2 separate regions of the Homo sapiens genome follow, and region 2 is linked to region 1. A link is a contact called in ENCODE Hi-C or POLR2A ChIA-PET data. All regions are on one chromosome and are shown on one strand. Each heading gives the region's core, a stretch centred on a gene start or an enhancer-like site at or near the end of the contact. The rest is flanking DNA. Distances are from core to core; before and after follow the strand shown.

What was found. A loop is a pair of places that touch in the nucleus more often than their neighbours do. ChIA-PET counts read pairs that join two places held with the same protein, here RNA polymerase II (POLR2A). Pooled maps may share reads with other maps.
Region 2: a loop to region 1 is called in a map of B cell, with 15 times the contacts of the local background. The contact joins the promoter of REPS2 here to the promoter of SYAP1 in region 1. A Hi-C loop is called at or near these places in 2 of 168 maps with a recorded cell type or tissue (B cell and naive thymus-derived CD4-positive, alpha-beta T cell) and 7 of 50 pooled maps. POLR2A ChIA-PET finds 5 or more read pairs at or near these places in 4 of 52 experiments (K562, WTC11, common myeloid progenitor, CD34-positive and 1 more).

Annotation. Positions count from the first base shown.
Region 1 is chrX:16,714,678-16,721,226 of GRCh38, reverse strand. It overlaps SYAP1 (synapse associated protein 1), which reads right to left and starts at 1,615. Exons shown (of 9, transcript NM_032796.4): 1 at 1,328-1,615. The coding sequence starts at 1,502. RefSeq lists an enhancer at 1,746-1,805.
Region 2 is chrX:16,944,270-16,950,555 of GRCh38, reverse strand. It overlaps REPS2 (RALBP1 associated Eps domain containing 2), which reads right to left and starts at 3,898. Exons shown (of 18, transcript NM_004726.3): 1 at 3,422-3,898. The coding sequence starts at 3,694.

The DNA.
Region 1 (6,549 bases), core at 366-2,865:
TTACTCAAATATGTGTTTATCTACTCTCAGGCTGCTCTCCTCCCACATCCCTGTCTCCACCCCCATCCCCCCACCCCCATCTTTTAGTAGATTCTTCAAATGTTGCTGAACTTAGTATCTACCTTTGTTGCAGTTCTCTCACTTGTAGTGCTGGGCTGCTTTAGGGCTCACCTCCTCAAAGATGCTTTTTTGTTTTGTTTTGTTTTGTTTTTTTGAGATGGAGTCTTGCTCTGTCACCCAGGCTGGAGTGCAGTGGTGCGATCTCAGCTCACTGCAACTTCCACCTCCCCAGTTCAAGCGATTCTCCTGCCTCAGCCTCCTGAGTAGCTGGGATTACAGGTGCCCGCCACCACGCCCGGCTATTTTTTGTATTTTTAGTAGAGACGGGGTTACATCGTGTTGGCCAGGCTGGTCTCGAACTGCTGACCTCATGATCCGCCCACCTCAGCCTCTCAAAGTGCTGGGATTACAGGCCTGAGCCACCATATCCGGCCTCAAAGATGCTTTCTGTGATCACTGAAGCCCACCATGGTCTCTCCAGAAATGAGAATTACTACAGCATGTGTTTACTCCACGTCTATTATCACCTGTCCCCCAACCCCTGTAGACTGTAAACTTGGAAAGAGCACGGGCTTTAAAATGAGAAAGATCGAAGCTCAAATTCCACTTCTACCACTCACTATCAGTATAACTTTGGCCCAATAACTCTGGGCTTGTTCCCCCAACTCACTGGGGGTGTTTAACAGATGAAATGGGATATCTTTCATAAAACATCTAGTACTGCAACTTGCGTATAGCAGACAGTTGGCATTTTCTCTCCCTCCTTAAGGAAAAAGGTCTCTGTACCTAAAAAGCATTTGACCGGGGCAGACATTGACATTCAGTAACTGTCAGTTTACTTCAGACAACACGTTCTGACCTAGGGGCAAAAAATTATTTTTTCAACCAATTCAAGCTCGCCAACTATCCCCGATCTGGGGGGTGTAAATGAAGGTTTTCGAGTTGAACAAAAAAGATTCCTTGTCAAACCTGAAGACGTCGGGTCACACTGCTTGACTGCATACCTGATTCCAATGTCTGCAAACTTTGTAGACTTGTCACCAGGAACTTCAGGGACAGGACCTGACTGCTAGATGAAGCTCTGGCCTCGTCCAGATCCTCACCAATCTCTCCCGACCCGGAGAGGACTGACCGACAGACACATCTTCCTCCCCTGCCTCCCACCTCGGCCCCCTCATCCCCCAGCCAGTCGGGCCCGCGCCCCAGGGCCGTCCCAGAGGAGGAATGCGCCCCCCCCTTCCCGGTCCCAGAGCCAGGGTAGACTCACTGCCGAAGTCTTTGGCCTGGTGGAGGAGCTCCTGGTCTCCCGCTTGCTGCAGCTCCTCCTCCGCAGACTCAGCCACCGTCTCGGACGGCTGCTCGGGTGGAGCATCTCCATTGGGCTGCCCACCGCCTGCCACCGGCTGCTGCAAGCCCAACCAACTGCTCAAGCCCCGGAACATCCCGCTCGCGGGCCGCCGCCGCGGTCCCGATCCCCAGAGACCGCAGCGAGCACTGGTTGCCTTTGACTCCACTCTGCGCGACTCCCAGGGAGATGTCCGGAAGTCGGAGGAACACCGCAGCCGCCGCAGCCCCGCCTCTATGACGACTCCGCCGCGGCCGCGCAAGCGTCACTTCCGTCCAAAGGCTCCGCCCCTGGTGACGTCAGTTGTGACAACTGTTTTGTGCGCGTGGATAGGGGACAAAGAGCTTTCCCAGCGTAGCCCTGCCTTCCCTCTTTTCCTCATTCGCCAGCTTTGTAGGTGACTGACCTAGTAGGCATGTGGACGGTGTCTTTGTCACAGTCCTAGCCAGTCCCATTTTAAGATTGCCTCTAGGCAGCTTGGCTGGTGACTTAGTCTCGCCTTTTCAGGTCCCGCAGGGCTGCGTTCCCGCAGAATTGGATGTCTTTAGCCTCCTCCTGAGCCCAATTCAAAACTAACCCAAAGCCGCCAAGCCCAACAGGGAATAAGAGGACAGAATAAGGTGTTAAACAACACAATGGGATGCTGTCAGCAGAATCTAGACTATGAGAAGCCACAGGACAGACAACCTTGTTTCTTCAAATAAATTGCAAGGAAGAGAGGAGTGTGGTGGGGAACCTATAGATTAAAAAAGACTTAAGAGATGTAACACATGGCCCCTTGTGCATTTTATTAGGATCCTAATTCAGCAAACACATTGAAAAAAATAGTATGATACTTATTATAAGAACTGGAAATTTGGACACTGGGTAGTTGATAAAATTAAGGAATTGTGAAATTACAAAATTTTAATTGTGGTAAAATACACAAAATTTACCATCTTAATATGATTTACCATCTTAACCGTTTCTAAGTGTACAATTCAGTACTGTTAAGTACATTTACATTGTTGAGCAATCAATCTTCAGAACTCTTCATCTTGCAATTAAAAGAATGAAAAATAGTCCGAGTGCGGTGGCTCACGCCTGTAATCCCAGCACTTTGGAAGGCCGAGGCGGGAGGATCACAAGGTCAGGAGTTCGAGACCATCCTGGCTAACACGGTGAAACCCCGTCTCTACTGAAAATAGAAAAAAATTAGCCGGGCGTGGTGGCGGGCGCCTGTAGTCCCAGCTACTAGGGAGGCTGAGGCAGGAGAATGGCGTGAACTCGGGAGGCAGAGGTTGCAGAGTCCATTCTCAAAAAAAAAAAAAAAAGAAAAAAGAAAAATAGAACTTCATCTTGCAAAACTGAAACTACCTATGAAACAACTCCCCATTCCTGTCCTTGTCATCCCCCTCCTCCCCCCATTCTACTTCTTGTCTCTATGGATCTGACTAGATACCTTAATATAAGTGGAATCATTCAGTATTTGTCTGTAACTGGCTTCTTTCACTTAGTATAATGTCCTCAAGGCTGTGTCAATTTCTTTTTAAGAGTGAATAGTATTCCCTTGTATGTATACACCACGTTTTGTTTATCCATCTGTTTATCCACCGCACATATTGAGATTTTACCAAAGAAATGATACCATATCTGGGCCAGGCGCAGTGGCTCACGCCTGTAATCCCAGCGCTTTGGGAGACCGAGATGGGTGGATCACCTGAGGTTAGGAGTTTGAGACTAGCCTGACCAACATGGTGAAACCCCGTTTGTACTAAAAATACAAAAAATTAGCTGGGTGTGCTGGCGGGCGCCTGTAATCCCAGCTACTCGAGAGGCCGAGGCAGGAGAATCACTTGAACTCAGGAGGCGGAGGTTGCAGTGAGCTGAGATCCTGCCATTGCCCTCCAGCCTGGATGACAAGAGCAAAACTCCGTCTCAAAAAAAAAAAAAAGAAAAAGAAAAAAAGAAATGATGCCACGTCTGGAATTTGCTTCAAATTAATACAGGATGGGGGTGGGGGGAATGGGGGGGGATATAGATGAAACAAGCCTGGCCATGGGTTGAAGCTGGGTAGTTAAACATTTGTCTTTTTTATATTTTTAACTTTTCCCACAATAACATGTAAAACTAACAAAAAACTAGTGATGTGCATAACTACCCCTTCAGAGCAGGGAGTTCATGGACACATTTCCCAAGCACAGTCTTCAGTCATTAATTGTGGAAGGACATCCATGATTCCTTGCTCCCCAACTATTTTGAGAAGAGGAGGACAGTTCCGGTGACCTGAGGGAATACATGAGGAATTGATTACAACTCTGATTTCCCTGCTGTCCAGTTTTCCAGCCTGACTTATATTTATATTTTATTCAGGTCCAGGATTTTAGGTTATCAAGCCCAACCTGTTTTTTTCTTTCCCCCAAACAGCTGAGATTTAAACAATTCACCTGTTTAAAGTGTACAATTCAATGGTATATATTTTTGGTGTATTACACTATTAATATTTTAAATTGAAGTAAAAATAAATTTTTTTTAGTGTACAGTTCAGTGGCATTGATGACATTCCAGCCTGTTTTTAGAGTCCAAGTATTGATTCAGCTTTGAAGTCAGGAGATGTCTTAGGATCAATGCCTTTCTAGGCTTTATTAAGTCAATGAGAACCTGAAAGTGGTTGAGACTTTCGGGAATAGGATATTTGCTTCAAGTATGATTGAACAGAGCCTGGAATTTGAGTGAGAAGCCTAGGATGGGCTTCTAATTCCACCATCTAGTAGGTGAATAAACTTGACTTTTTTTTTTTTTTTAGACGGAGTCTCACTCTGTCTTGCCCAGGCTGAAGTGCAGTGGCACAATCTCGACTCACTGTATCCTCTGCCTCCTGGGTTCAAGCAATTCTCCTGCCTCAGCCTCCCAAATAGCTGGAATTACAGGCACCTGCCACCACACCTGGCTAATTTTGTATTTTTAGTAGAGACGGGGTTTCACCATGTTGGCCAGGCTGGTCTCGAACTCCTGATCTCAGGTGATCCACCCACCTTGGCCTCCCAAAGTGCTGGGATTACAGGAGTGAGCCACCGCACCCGGCCTAAACTTGACGTTTTACTCATCCTTTTGCCCCTCAAGTTCCCTCACTTGCAAAAGAAGTATAGTGCTGGTCCTTCCCACAGCAGAGATAGGGCCCAGCCCTTTCAGCCTTACTCTGCTTTATCTTAAGGTACACTCAAAATCGTGGTGAACACTGTGGTCACCAAGGGATAGACAGTTTTACAACTCTTCTGAAAGGTAGAATTCTTAAAAATAAGAGATTAGGCTGGGCACAGTGGCTCATGCCTGTAATCCCAGCACTTTGTGAGGCCGAGGTGGGAGGATTGCTTGAGTCTAGAAGTTTGAGACCAGCCTGGGCAACATAACGAGACCCTGTCTATACAAAAAATAAAAAATGAGCTGGGTGTAGTGGCTTGCACCTGTCGTCTCAGCTACTCAGGAGGCTGAGGCAGGGGGATTGCTTGAGCCTGGGAGCTGGAGGCTGCAGTGAGCTGTGATCGTGCCACTGCACTCCAGCCTGGGTGATAGAGCGAGACCCCGACTGAAAAAAAGAAAAAAAAAAAAGATTACAAAACAAGAACATAAGCAATCAACTTAATGATGGGCTTCATTTTCATTTTAAAAAAATCATCTGGCCAGGCACGGTGGCTCATGCCTGTAATCCCAGAACTTTGAGAGGCCGAGGCAGGTGGATCACCTGAGGTCAGGAGTTCGAGACCAGCCTGGCCAACATGGTAAAACCCTGTCTCTACTAAAAATACAAAAATTAGTCGGGCGTGGTGGTGGGCGCCTGTAATCCCAGCTACTCAGGAGGCTGAGGCAGGAGAATCACTTGAACCCGGGAGGTGGAGGTTGCAGTGAGCTGGGATCATGCCATTGCACTCCAGCCTGGGCGACAAGAATGAATCCCCACCTCAAAAAAAAAAAAAAAAAATCATCTTGTGCGGATTCAGCAAGATGTTATGCTGGTGGTGGGCCATGAACTGACACTTGTTGAATGAGGATACATCCTTATCCCACACAATTCAGTCAATCCACACCCTGTTATCAAATTTGTTTTCCAGCTCATTATTTTTCCCATTTGAGATTAATAATACAATAGTTATTATAATGAGCCCTTTGTATATACAGATTATCTTTTATCCATTAGCCTCATGGATGAATAGAATAGGACAATTGGATCAGGCCTCACATCCTGTGGTGGAGTCTGGCTGTGCATTGATGTCCTGGCTTTGCCACTCATATTAACTAACGTACCCTTGGTCAAGACATTTCACATCTCTGAACCTCAGGTCCCTCATTCTAAAAAGGGGATCATAACAACTGTCCTGGTTCTAAAAAGATAATGAAAGACGGAACTGTGGAAGGAAACCTTACATATGCGGCAGGTATTAAGTATTAGCACCCATACCAACCCATTTCACAAACATTCTTTCCCCTGAGCCCTCTGGAAGACTTGTTTATGCCTCTAGCCTTTTGACAAGGTGGTTCCTTGTCCCTCCCCTGGACCCCCCAACACCCATGGAGACCTGGATCTCCCCCAAGGCTACCCTGCTGAGTGAAGCGTCTGCTTATTTTCCCAGAAATTGACATCATTGTTCCAAGTTCCTTACTGCTTCCTCCACAACACTGTTCTTTCATCCTTGGTGGGGAGAAACTCCATTGTGTTTATTTTATTTTATTTTTTGAGATGGAGTTTCGCTCTTGTCGCCCAGGCTGGAGTGCAATGGCGCGATCTGGGCTCACTGCAACCTCCACCTCCCGGGTTCAAGAGATTCTCCTGCTTCAGCCTCCTGAGTAGCTGGGACTACAGGCACCCGCCACCGCGGCCGGCTAATTTTTTGTATTTTTAGCAGAGACGGGGTTTCACCGTGTTAACCAGGATGGTCTCGATCTCCTGATCTCGTGATCCACCCACCTCGGCCTCCCAAAGTGCTGGGATTACAGGGGTGAGCCACCATGCCTGGTCGTGTTTATTTTTTTAAATTAATTAATTGATTTTTTTTTTGAGACAAGGTCTCAGTCTGTCGTCCAGGCTGGAGTGCAGTGGCACGGTCATAGCTCATTGCAGCCTTGACCTCCTGGGCTCAGGCGACCTTCCTGCTTCAGCCTCCCCTGGG
Region 2 (6,286 bases), core at 2,649-5,148, 230 kb before region 1:
TAAGTCAGCAAAGGAAAATAAATACTCTGTAAAGAAACCAATGCATTGCTGATGGGAACGCAAAATGGTACAATCACTTTGGAAAGCAGTTTGGCAGTTTCTTATAAAACTAAATATACTCTCACCATACAATCTAGCAATCATGCCCCTTGCTATTTACCCAAATGAGTCAAAAGCTTATCTCCTGCATGTAACAAAAAAGGCTGCATACAGATGTTTATAACAGCTTTATCCATAATTGCCCAAACTTGGAAGCAACCAAGATATCCTTCAGTAGGTGAATAAATAAATTGTAGTACATGCAGACAATGGAATATTATTCAGCACTATAAAGAAATGAGCCACCAAACCATAAAAAGACATGAAGGAATTTTAAGTGCATAGTACTACATGAAAGAAGCCAAAGTGAAAAGCCTATATACTGTATGACTCCAACTATATGACATTCTAAAAAAGGCAAAACTATGGGGACAGTAAAAAAAAAAAAAAAATCAGTGATTGCCACATGTTAGTGGAGAGGGAGGGATGAATCAATAGAGCACAGATTTTTAGAGCAGTGAAACTATTCTGTATGATACTACAATGGTGGAACCGTCATTATACATTTGTCCAAACCCACAGAATGTACAACACCAAGAGTGAGCCCTAATATATAGACTTTGGGGAATAATGAGGTGTCAATGTAGGTTCATCAATTGTAAAAACTCTATTATTCTGATGTGGGACGTTGAGAGTAAGGAAAGCTACGGGTGTGTCGGGGCAGGGGATATATGGGTACTCTGCTAAATTTTGCTGTGAACCTAAAACTGCTCTGAAAAAAAAAAATAGTCTATTAAAAAATATGTTAAGGCCAGGCATGGTGGCTCACGCCTGTAATCCCAGCACTTTGGGAGGCTGAGGCGGGTGGATCACCTGAAGTCAGGAGTTCGAGACCAGCCTGGCCAACATGGCAAAACGCCGTCTCTACTAAAAATGCAAAAATTAGCCGGGAGAGGTGGCGTGCGCCTGTAGTCCCAGCTACTCAGGAGGCTGAGGCGGAAGAATCGCTTGAACCCGGGAGGCAGAGGTTGCAGTGAGCCAAGATCACGCCACCGCACTCCAGCCTGGGCAACAGAACGAGACTCCATCTCAAAAAATAAATAAATAAAAAATAAGTATTTTTATAGACCATTTACTTGTGGTAAGAATGCAAGATTCTCACTCTTCCTGGAACATTATTATGGTAATCTTAATTGTATGCTTATTAAGAGGAAAACCTGGTTGTTACCATAGAAAATATCAGGACTGGTTAGTGCCTCCAAGATTTGAGCAGTTATACCTGTTGGGGCACTTAAATCTCAACTTACAGGTTCCTGTTTAACAGAGAAAGGGTAAAAACATCTACGTTTGTTTTAAAGAATGGCTAATACACTGATGGGGTAATGCAAATTAAAGTGGATGGAGCATACACACACCACCACCACCACCACCACCACCACCACCACCAAAGTGATGGGTGAAAATTAGGTGTCTGCTGGTTGCTGACTTTGTTTGACTCTCTTAGGATCACATGTCCAGGATGCCTTCAATGTTCATTTTCACCTGTACCAAGAATATTGAGTTATGGTAATTTTGTTGGATTAAAGGTGGATGATGTGTTTTGCTTTGCTAGGCTGAATAAGGGAGCTTCGAGCTCTGAGAGATTTACTCCAAGCAATCTCGCAGGGATGTCCCCTTTTGCCAGTATCTGAAGCAGTCTTTTGCAAGCAGATTTCAACTGGACATCAAAAATATAATCTCATTCACGCACAGCCACTGTGCCTTGGGTCCTTTTAAAACTATATGTACCTCAAGAAAGCATGGGTTCTAACATCAGGAAATCCTTCTTCCCAATTCCTAAAGAGGCATCAACCAACATATTCAGATTTACTATGCCCACCTCCTCTTATCCGATGCATTACTGACAACAAAATAAGCCTTAATAGGTACCCAGCTGTCACTTACTTGCTGCATAGCCTCAGTCAATTATTCCTCTTTCAGCTGGGAAGCAGCTACAGCACTGAATAAATGTATTATGCTCGGGACTATTCTGAGGGCCTCATGTAATAGCCACGGTTTGTGTTTTAAGACACTGACTTTCTCTTTACCTGATCCAGCTCAACTACTCATCAGCAATGGCAGAACTGTCTACATATCAAGGACTTCTTTAGGGATAAACAGCCATGCTAAGTTCTGTGAATACTAGTTACAGTTTCAGAAATCCCAAATTCAAAAGGGTGAAAGATTACAAAGTGTCTAAAGTTATGCTCACAAACATATAGCAGTAAAAACACTCCAGCAGTATAAAACGCAGTCTTAAGCAATTTTTTTAAAAATACGTATGAACACAATGACATTGCAAGTGAACCATAAAACCCTCAGTTCTCCTTTGAAACTAGATTTTAAAATACCACTCGCCACTCTAAATATTCCATTGGTGTTAATAACATTCATACTATTGCTTTTAGGAAAAGCTTCATTTCACGTTTTGAACCTGATATTAACAGTCTTATCACCATGAAGTGCTGGTGACATGAAATGACAGACAAAGGCTTATCAAGTAGTCTTTCTCCAAGCTCCAAGGAAAGCACAAAACAAAAACAGCGTCTGGTATGTATCATCCCCTAGTACTTTTCCAAGTATAGAACAGCCAAAAGGTGGTAGCTATGACATCCCTTACCTTTCAATTCTATTTCAAGTCCAAGTAATGATAGATGGGAAACTACAGCTGTTTCCCATGGTGGACTTCTGAAGTCCACCTCTAATCTCAAATGGGAAATTTGGTTTTGACTTGACAAACGTCCTCTTGCAGTCCCGTGTCCCTGTTCTGCAACTTGTCATTAAGGTTTTCGATTTAATATTAATATTTAGAAATATGTTATGGGCAATTACATATAGTAGATACTTATATATTACAACTACATAGAGAGGACAACATTCAGCCCTGGGCCTCGAACCCTACGGACACACACACCCTTCAAGTTGAAATCCCAGCAAGGCACCCTGAGAACCCACTCAGGAGAGGGAGGGGCAGGAGCAGCGAGCAGAGGTTAAACCAGGCAGCAGCCAAAACAAACACCACTTCCAGAACAGGACAAACTTTGGGTCTGGGCGGCTGCAGAACCCCAGAAATGGCCGGGGGAGGGGAGAGAGTGTCAGACTGTCTCAGGGAAGGAAGATGGGGAGAGCGCACCCAGCACTGGGCGAGGAGCTGAGCTGCGAAGGAGGCTGGTGTCCCCCGGGGACAAGGGCGTCGCCGCCATCCCCGGCTGCAGAGTCCTCTCTCTCAGAACTGGCCGAGGCCTCCGGGTCCCTGGGGGCAGCCCTGTCGCCCCACTCGCAACCTCCGCCCCCGCACACACTGCCCCACAGACCCGCAGGGACAGGAGGCGGAGGGACCCACCTGGTGCAGCGTCTCGGCGGGCAGCTGCGATGCCCGAAACAGGTCAGCCACGGGGCCGGCGGCCGCAGTGGCCGTGCCGGGGGCGACTCTGGCGGCCTCGGGGGGCCCAGACCCGGGGCCCCCGCCCGCGGCGCCGGCACAGCGCGCGAAGAGCTCGGAGTAGCACTGCTGCTCGCCCTCGCTCAGCAGCAGCGGCGGCGGCCCGGAGCCACAGCCCCCGCCCGCCGCTGCCGCTGCCGCTGCCGCCGCCGCCGCCGCCGCTGCCGCCTCCATGGGGCCAGCAAGGGGGCGCGGCGGAGCCCTGTCCCTAGCTGGGGTGCTGCTGCGTCCGCCACAGCCACCGCCTCCTCGGCCTCAGCTGCCGCCGCCGCCGCCGCCGCCACCACCGCCGCCGCCACCACCACCCCCACGCCCCGCAGCTGCCGCGCGGCCGCTTCCTCCCGGCGCGCGCCGGCCCCACCCCCGGGCTTGAATGTTGTGCCTCAGCTGCGCGGCACATGGAGACAGGCGCGGCGCGGCCCAATCACAGCCTGAGATGTCACCCCGGCCCCGCCCCCGCCTCCCGCTTGCCCCGCCCAGCGCCAGGTAACTAACCCAGCGCGCCGCACGCCCTCCGCCCGTCACAGGCTCCGGTGCCCAGGAAGGCGGGCCCCGTGCCTTTCCAAGCCTACCCTGCAAGGGAGCGGAGCCTTTGGCCATCCGCCCTGGTTGGGAAGGGGGCATCTAGACCCAACTGGAGAGAAGCTCTTTTCGGGGAGCGGGGAAGGTTGTGTTGTTTTCTTGCTAGAAGGCTGGGGCAGGTGTGGTGCCCACACCACGCCATGCCCTTTCCAGAAAGGGACAAGGCATGGGAAATTAGGTTTCCTTTCTTCCATAGCAGTACTGCTTATGTCCTAAAGAGCCGGAAGACGCAGACGTCTGTACAAACAGGGTCCCACTGACCCCAGAGTGTTCAGGGTGGTATTGGAGTTAGGCCCCCTCGTCAGACATGGCTCAAACCAGGAGTTGAGACTTTATAAGGAATAACATCGGTTACTCGTAAATACTAGAGTAGTAAGAGTACAAAAAGACCCATTTTGCAGATCATTTCGTCCAAACCCTGCTTTTACAGATGAGGAAACTGCCATGTTCACCTTCATTCCTCCAAAACCAGTTGAATATCTCGTATGTAGCAGATTTATATGCTAGGGCCTGAAAATACAAACCTCAGTAACAGAGGATCCTCACTCTCCAAAGGAAGCACTTATTTTAGTAGTAAAACAGGCATTTTTTTTAGTACAAAACTTGTTCAAGCTCACACCAAAAATCAATGCGAAACCCCACATTTTTCCACCCCGGTCCATGTCCTCCTCTCTCTCTCCATTCCTCCCTATCCTAAAGCATACACACTATATTTTTCAAATGTGCTTGCTTCCCCCTGGCTAGTACTCTAACCACTTTTTTTTTTTTTTTTTTTTTTTGAGAAGGAGTTTCGCTCTTGTTGCCCAGGCTGTAGTTCAATGGCACAGTCTTGGCTCACTGCAACCTCCACCTCCCGGGTTCGAGCGATTATCCTGCCTCAGCCTCCCGAGTAGCTGGAATTACAGGCGCCTGCCACCACTCCTGGCTAATTTTTGTATTTTTAGTAGAGACGGGGTTTCACCATGTTTGTCAGGCTGGTCTCGAACTCCTGACCTCAGGTGATCCACCCCACCCCCACCCCCCCACCTCGGCCTCCCAAAGTGCTGGGATTACAGGCTTGAGCCACCACGCCTGGCCCTCTAGCCGCTTTTAAAAGAAAGTCCAGGCCGGGCGCGGTGGGTCATGCCTGTAATCCCAGCACTTTGGGAGGCCAAGGCAGGCAGATCACTTGAGTCCTGGAGTTCGAGACCAGCCTGGCCAACGTGGTGAAATCCCATCTCTACTAAAAATACAAAAACTAGCTGGGCCATGGTGGTGAGTGCCTGCAGTCCCAGCTACTTGGGAGGCTGAGGCAGGAGAATCACTTGAACCCAAGAGACAGAGGTTGCAGTGAGCCAAGATCACACCACTGCACTCCAGCCTGGGCAACAGAGCAAGACTCTGTCTCAAAGAGAGAGAGAGAAAGAGAGACCAGAAAAGAAGCCACTGGAAAAAAAGTCTGTCCCACCATTGCACTGGAAGTTCCAGCATCAGGCCCACATATCTGCATCTCTTTTCCAAAAATTCTCTTTTTAAATGTCATTTTTCCTGGGAAGACCTGCAGAAATATATGCATGAAGCCTCACTGGGAAACAATAACCCAAAAGAAAACATCAGTCTAGGGTTAAGCACTAATAAAAAATATATTTTACTACAAAGAAAACTACAAAACATTGATTTAAAAAATTGAAGAGGACACAAAAACATGGAAAGGCATCCCATGCTCATGGATTGGAAGAATTAATATTATTAAAATGACCATACTACCCAAAGAAATCTACAGATTCACTGTGATCCCTATCAAAATACCAATGACATTGTTCACAAAAATAGAAAAAACAATCCTAAAAATTGTATAAAACCACAAAAGACCCTGAATAGCCAAAGCAATCCTGAGCAAAAAGAACAAAGCTGGAGGCATCACACTACCTGACTTCAAAATATACTACAAAGCTATAGTAACCAAAACAGCATGGTACTGACATGAAAAGAGACACATAAACCAATAGAACAGACTGGAGAACCCAGAAATAAACCCACACATTTACAGCCAACTGACTTCCAACAAACCACCAAGGAAATACATTGGGAAAGGACAGTCTTTCCAATAAATGGTGCTGGGAAAACCAGATATCCATATGCAGAAGAATAAAACTAGACCTTTATGTCTCTCTCACCTATACAAAAATCAACTGAAGATGTATT